2 separate regions of the Homo sapiens genome follow, and region 2 is linked to region 1. A link is a contact called in ENCODE Hi-C or POLR2A ChIA-PET data. All regions are on one chromosome and are shown on one strand. Each heading gives the region's core, a stretch centred on a gene start or an enhancer-like site at or near the end of the contact. The rest is flanking DNA. Distances are from core to core; before and after follow the strand shown.

The links. A loop is a pair of places that touch in the nucleus more often than their neighbours do. ChIA-PET counts read pairs that join two places held with the same protein, here RNA polymerase II (POLR2A). Pooled maps may share reads with other maps.
Region 2: a map of GM12878 shows a loop between it and region 1 (4-fold over the local background). The contact joins two enhancer-like sites. A Hi-C loop is called at or near these places in 3 of 168 maps with a recorded cell type or tissue (CD4-positive, alpha-beta T cell, GM12878 and naive thymus-derived CD4-positive, alpha-beta T cell), 19 of 37 single-sample maps with no recorded cell type and 14 of 50 pooled maps. POLR2A ChIA-PET finds 5 or more read pairs at or near these places in 16 of 52 experiments (CD4-positive, alpha-beta T cell, CD4-positive, alpha-beta memory T cell, CD8-positive, alpha-beta T cell and 13 more).

Annotation. Positions count from the first base shown.
Region 1 is chr7:8,113,164-8,116,965 of GRCh38, forward strand. It overlaps ICA1 (islet cell autoantigen 1), which reads right to left. Exons shown (of 14, transcript NM_001136020.3): 14 at 21-881. The coding sequence ends at 760. Among named protein-coding and RNA genes, the nearest start is that of GLCCI1, 150 kb to the left of the region's middle. RefSeq lists enhancers at 1,080-1,179, 1,200-1,389. Within about 2 kb of position 2,553, at least 4 of the 41 ENCODE cell types and tissues checked have a DNase peak (open chromatin) inside an H3K27ac peak, as active enhancers do.
Region 2 is chr7:8,188,829-8,192,375 of GRCh38, forward strand. The region is part of intron 6 of ICA1 (islet cell autoantigen 1); the gene reads right to left. Among named protein-coding and RNA genes, the nearest start is that of ICA1, 72 kb to the right of the region's middle. Within about 2 kb of position 1,728, at least 2 of the 41 ENCODE cell types and tissues checked have a DNase peak (open chromatin) inside an H3K27ac peak, as active enhancers do.

The sequences.
Region 1 (3,802 bases), core at 1,303-3,802:
ACAGACTCCATAAACTTGACTTTGCATGTCAAATATCTTTTCTGTTTAATTAAAAAAAAAAAAAAAACAATGTCACAAGAGGCTTCAGAAATACATGCTTTTGAATTCCAGCCACGAAGAGGACAAAAGGAGACAGTGGTATCTGCAAATATGGCTGCTTTCCATAGTAAGGTTTGTGCCTTGGACAGAAGCCCAGCTCCTCCACCAGTGTGAGAACACGTGGCCCACCAGGCACCTGCTGTGGGGACAGTGTCTTTGGTTGGCCAGAGCTTCATCCAGAGCTCACTGGAAGGTGGCTTGGCAGGAAGAGGGAATCTTCCTACAGCCCTCCTCCAAGGGGGACAGAGGCTGGGGGCAGAGAAGGAGGCATTTAAGCTTTGCTAGCCTCCTGCTGCCTCTGAGGCTGTAGGACACGTCATTCAAACCTACCATCAAAGTAGGCTTCTGATTTCAACTTGGATCTCACGGTAGCCCAGTGACACCGCAGCAGCCATGATGGGATGTAGGCAGGAGAGCGGTGGCCTGGAAACCGCTTCTAGACAATCCTGTATTATTTAGATCCACATAGAGATACACGAAAACCCTTTATACCAAATAAGAGTAAATAATTATACCAATATAAACAGGGCCGTTGACCCTTTCATTTTATTAAAATGGCACATAATTATTAAAACAGCATACTGATCACTTTATACTTCTGCTAGCCCCCAGGGGAGCTGCTGGGGGCGGCATGTGAGTGCCCTCCCGAAGGGTACAGATTCATGCATTGAGCAATTCGTGTTCTTTATCGGTTTTCCCAACAGCATCAGGATTTGAGAGTGGGTCGAGGTCAGCGAAGAGGCTGAACCAGGCAGTCAGGTCTGAGGCAGCCTTAGCAGGTTCTGGGGAGAGAAGAGGAAACATGAGCAAACGCACCTTCCAAATGTCCACCTCTGCCATGCGGGATGCAGGCAGGTCCAGGTCATCTTCAAATGCAGATTGTTCAATCAGACAAATCCCTTTGCACTCTCTCTGACAATAGTTAGGGAATTCCAACTCCCGTGGCTGGTTGGCCAGTTAACATTTCCAAACCAGGGCCTGAAGCTCCGAGAATAACAAGCTCTTGTGTTAACAAACTCCCACCTGCACCCCAACCCCACTAATGGCCATAGCCCATGAAAAGCTGATCAAACCCTCGGGCCCTGCCACTTCACCACAACCAGGAAATAGCATAGTTATTTCAGAAATCAGACTGAATGGCTGAGGAAGCAAGGGGCTTTCCACTGTCTGCTGGAGGAATCTTTTCAAATCTGCTGGGTCAGGAGAAATATTATGGCCACTCTTTCTACCCTTCAAAGCAACAGGCCCAAAAGTGTTTGGCGCCCAGGCCTGGCTTCTCCTCTTCTCTCAGGGTCACTGCCTTCTTCAATCCTTTCCTGTTAAAAGGAGGGCCCTGACATGCCTTCCCTTCTCCCAGGGGGTCAATTCCCCTCACTCTTCAGCCTCATTGGAATACTCCCTTCTGCTCTTCCACCTAAACACCTGCCCTAACTTCCTGAATACCACGATTATACAGCCAAATTATTTTCCAGATGAGGAGAACATTTTCAAAAGAGTGCCTCATGCAAGTGATTTCTAAATAAGATGAAGGCTTTGTTTAAAATACATAAATCATTCCACATGAGAATCTAAGTTCATTGGCTTGGATGACCTGTGTTTTTTTCTTCTCCAACAGGTGGGAGTGTCAGAAACATGAAGAAAACGTCTCTGATGGGTGATCCTTCTAGCTGAGAGCAGCTAGGAATGTGCTTGCCATCTGGCTGAAAAGAGTCTCAGGAAGTGTTGGTAGGACAAGTTGCTAAAAGTGGTTAGTGAGGGGATAGAGGCAATGGGATTATATCAGTATAAACAGGGCCTTTGATCCTTTCATCAAAATGGCACTGAAATGCTAAGATAGTGTACCGATCACTTTATACTTCGGATTCCCCTCCCTCTTTTTGTAAAAAAAGTCTTTTGTAGATATTAATGTATCTACATGTAAAAATCAGTGTATCTATGATGGTGAGAAAACTATATCAAGACTAGTGGGTAATATGCAAGTTATTACTATGTAACATTGAATTCCATGTGCAATTAGCCCTGGAATCATCTGGTTTATCTTGATATGAGTATCAGAGACAAGAGAGCTCACTGTAGCTTAGTTGGAGGGGGAGTGGGCAGGGTATTGCCTAAAAAAAGGCAATACTGATTTCGCTGGATTAGCCTATCTCTATTCTTGCTAGAGGATATCAAAATATCTTAAAGACGACTCTAGTGAAAAGATGCTACATGCTTGTTTCCCCTTCCTTCTAACCTCCTCAAGGGTCTTAGGAGGTCTTCTGAGCGTTCTCATGGCCTTGCCGTGAGGAGCCAGTGATTGTGCTTTGGGACAATCCTCACATTCCCCAGGCAGCCACTGTTGGAGACAAAGCAGGTGCAACTTATTTGCATAACACTTAAAAGAGCATCATGGGAACATTTTTTGATGATAATGGAGTACACACTTCCTTCAACTTCCTGTGGCCAACAAGAGAAAGTCAGTGATACCAAAGAAACAGAGCTAGAGCTGCAAACACAGATGATATCTTCAGTCGAGCAGAGGCTCCCTTGGGGGACCTGTCCCAAAAGAGAACAGATCTCATGAACTTGAAATGACCTCTTTTGACAACTATGAAACCTGGCCCTTTCTGAGGTGCACAAATTAAATGCCCTATTTGGTGGTGGCAATGGTATTTCTGGCTAAAAATAGCAAACCTCAGAGGCCTTTCATACCTTGGTATTTCCAACCAAACTTGGGGACCACCCAACCACATGTAGATATTTGACTCATCCACATTAGGTACAATTTGATAAAGGGAATTATGAATGAGGACATTAAGCCAGAAAAAGAAGTCAGAATGTAATTTCTGGGATTATGCGAAATTCTCCATCTCATAGCCCTGTCTTGAGCCCTAGATGTTCAAATGGAAATTAGCAAAGTAGTACAGAAAACAGGTTAGGCCACTGGAAAGGAAGGCAGCTGTCATTTCAGAGAGACAAAATGCTGTTATTACCTTTCACTGCAGGGCTGTTGTCATTTGGACTGCTTGTCTTTGGTACTGGCCATGGAGTAGGAGGGGGATTGACATTGCTCTCTGACCAGTCTAATATTCAAAACCAGAGCATATCAGATCTAGTGAAGAAGTCACATGGACCCACCAGTTGATGGCCACATCCGTGGTTGCCTCCGAATAAAAATAAGACATTTCTCCCATGTTCCTCATACTGGAATACATTTGAGGAGATAGGAGATATGCATCATCGAACCCAATCCAAAAATATGAAAAATGAAGGAAAAGGTTAGATTCTGAAAAGCAAATAAACTATTGCTATGGATAAGGCATCTTTGCTTTTTAGCTTTATTTATGCCCATTTTTCTTCTCAAGCACAATCGTTTCATGATCATACCAAAGATTATCAGTGGTGCTCTAAGGAAAGCAGGTGCCTTGTTTTTCTGTCACAAATGGGGAAAAGCTTAAAAAAGAGAACACCATTAAATGAAGCAATAGGACTAGTAACTGCACATCTTCTCGACTTCCAATATGATCCAGTCCTTTTATTTTCTACACAGCTAATTTAAATTGGGAGATTTAATTAATACAGATAAGTAAATAACAGTCCAGTCCAAATATATGAGGGGGAAAGAAATCCCTCGTTAACTTTATGCCCCCCATTACAATGGTATTTGGCTTGTGATATGGTTAGGCTTTGTGTCCCCACCCAAATCTCACCTTGAACTGTAATC
Region 2 (3,547 bases), core at 478-2,977, 75 kb after region 1:
TCAAGACTATGGTTTGGTGGGAGCATCCCTGTATTCTATCTTTCAGTGACGCAAAGAGGAGGGCAAGACTTTCCTTGATGAGGCCAGGGGACCATGCCAAACTGTTAGGATGGTAGATGCAGAAGCTATGCTTCCCAGTGAACCAGATTTGATACCCTGGGAGAGGAGTCAATTAAAATAGAAATCAGGGGAGTGAGCCCGCGAGCCAACCCCTCTGCAAAGACTTCATCTGATTCAGACCCTCCTGAGCTTTTACAGAACCCAGTGCCCATTGCAATCATAGCACTTATGAACATTCACTTAAAGATCTGTCTCCCCAAGTAAACACTGCACCCTGTGAGTGCTGGGATCTGTATTATTTGACTGTATTCCCACCAAGCCCAGAGCCTGCACAAAGCATGTGCCCTGAGTAAAATGCCTCTGAATGAATAAAATGAGGGTAGAGCTTTGATCAATTGGGGTCATTATACTAGAAGGAGGCTTATAACTCATTTAGTACAATCCTATTGTCTTACAGATGATGTGATACACAGAGGTTAAAGGGCTTACTAAGGTCCTATGTTGGGTTTAGTGCTAGAGCTGGACCCAGAACCCAGAACACACAGGCGGATTCTTTCGCCTCCTCGCTCTGCTAGGGGCATGAAGACAGAAGACAGCCCCCACAGTCATTCTAACATTTGTTGGCTGGCTATTGGGAATGCAGAATACATTTTCCCATGGAGGCAGGTTTTTTCTTCTTCTTTTTTTTAAATGGTGGTTCGGTTCCCAGGCCAGGCCACAAAAGCCTATTTACCCCATAGCTGAGCTCAACTATAAAACCAGCGGTAGCTCTGAGGCCTCACTGAACCCCCAGCTCCGAGCCTGCAGTCCGAGGGGCAGGTGGGCAGCTGGCTCTGCAAGGGGGGTAGGCAGCGCTCCCTTGAGCAGACCAGGAGTGTGGGGAGGGGGCTGGGCAGGGGGGCTGGGCAGGGGGCCCAGGCAGCAGCTGCAGGAGCCTACAGCAGCCTCTGAATGCCTTGGTGGTTCTTAAGTGGATTGTTTGTAAGTTGGGAACTGTCTGTACTTAGAAAGGCGGATTTCAAGAGGTAGGGGATCCTATTTCACTTGAAGGCCCACAGTAATGAGGGTTCTTTATTCGTAATGAAGTAAGCCACTAATTGGAGGGACGGGCTCAGGAGGCCTGGTGGAATTTTGTACTCCTGGACCAGAACTGAGTAATATTATGCAGTAGCCTGGCAACCCTTTACTTTTGCACAAAATTCATATAAAAATCTACCATGAAGTGCCTGTCTGACATTCACTGTGTTTATTATTAATAATGATAATAACAGGGTAGCTTATACACAGCCTTAAGGCTAAGAAAGTAAATTGAATTCTCAGTTTCTTCCAGTTTTTTTTTTTTCCGCAGTCAGATTAGGAACATTTGGAAAGTCCTTACTCTCCGAGTGGGCTGAAACCTTTCATATTTACCCAGAGGAGACATGGCTGTAGTTTCTAAGGACTCATCCAAGAGATGATCTCTTTCCTTCCTCTGCCTCCTCAGAGAGGCAGAAACATTCCATAAACTCACAAATGTTGTAAAAGTAAATGTACAAAAAAATAATATTAATGGAACTGAAAACGTTACAGTAGAGAAATCAATTATAATAAGGTAATACAGTTAGCTCTTCTGGACTTAATGAAATGTGTTCAACTGCATTGGAATGTTCTGGTGCCCCCTGCAGGATTCTAACACCTCACAGAAATGGTTTAGTACCAATTCAGATGGCTTAGAAAACCCTACAGAGGCAATGTGTTTCTTTTCTCAGGTTCAAATCAACTTAACCTGGCTCAATCACATGCAGAGGGACAAAGCAGGAACTCAATCTAACATTTAAAAGGTTTTTAGCCACCATAAGTTTGTCATTAGAATGGAGGTTTTTGGATCAACAACAGAAACTATTTTTGGTTTGTGAAGTTTATAAATCTAACAGTGCAAAGTTCACGGTTACATGTGTGATCTCTCAATTTTTCTGGGCTGAGTGTTTAGGGAACAAGGAAGTTTGCTTCCATGAGCCTTGCTTTGACTTAGTGCAGAAAAATTAAACATTCTGGAAAGTTAAACATTTAGCTTCTAAATTTTTACTGCCCTGGAATTCCTCAGGAACATGACTCCAGTATGATAATGAACAAATGGTCATCAGAGTTGTTTATTCCATAGTTACAGGTCAGCAGATGTGAGGAACCATCGTCTGACTCCAATAAGCTTTTAAGATGATAGCTGTCCATCGTTCCTGCCCTCCACTTTATACGAGAGTAACTGAAATCACTATTTTGATGTATAATGTCCCTGCTATCATCTAGTCTTAGGTAATTTATCTGAAAGACATTGACCAGGTCTCACTGAATTTGCAAAGAATCATGCTGGCACATAATTCTAATTATATCACAATAGCTACAACATAAATACAGTATTGTAATATTGTACAGACAGTCCTGGATTTGCCATGGTTTGATTTATGATTGTTTGACTTAGAGTTTTTGACTTTGCCAAGATGCAAAAGCAACATGTATTCAGCAGAAACTGTACTTCAAGTACGCAAACAACCACTCTGTTTTTCATTGTCAGTACAGTGTTCAATAAATTACTGTGAAATATTAAGCACTGTAGTATAGTATAGGTTTTGTGTTAGATGATTTTGCCCCACTGTAGGCTAATGTAGGCATTCTGAAAACATTTAAGGTAGCCTGTGGTAAGCTATGCTGTTTGGTAGGTTTGGTGTATTAAATGCATTTCCGATTAGGATATTTTCAACTTGATGGGTTTACTGGGGCATAACTCCATTGTAAGTCAAGAAGCATCTGTATATATGTGTTATATAATACATATTGCCTATAGTAATATTACATATTATTATAATATTGTATAATATTATAACACAATATAAACCTCTACTAATGTCACTTTTTTCAGTGCCATTCCTTCTTTCATATACTGGATGTTTAATTTCTTAATTTGAACATTATAAAGAAACGTATTAAAATTCAAATCACAAAGACACTAAACATAATTCCAGACTTCTAGAAAAGTTGCAAGAATTCTTTGTATGCCTGGATACCCTTCACCCAGATTCCCAAAATGTTAATTCACCCAAACATTACTACATTTGTTTCATTTTCTAAATACAAACACACATAGATTTTTTCCTAAACTGTTTAAGAGTAAATTGCAGACAGAAAGTTCCTTTATTCTTAAATAATTCAATATATATTTCCTAAAAATAGGGAACTCTCTTACATAACCACAGTACAATTATTGAAATCAGGAAATTAATATTGAAATAATGTTATCTAATATTACAGACCTTATTGTGATTTTATCAATTGTCCCAATAATATCTTCTATAACAAAAGAAAATCTAAAATCATACACTGCATTCAGTTGTCATGTTTTTTCAGTCTCCTTTAATCTGGGAAGTTCCTGGGTCTGTCTTTTTTCAGGGCAGGTATTTTAGAGAGTGTTCCACATTTTGGGTTGTCTGATGTGTCCTCACACTTAAATTAAGGT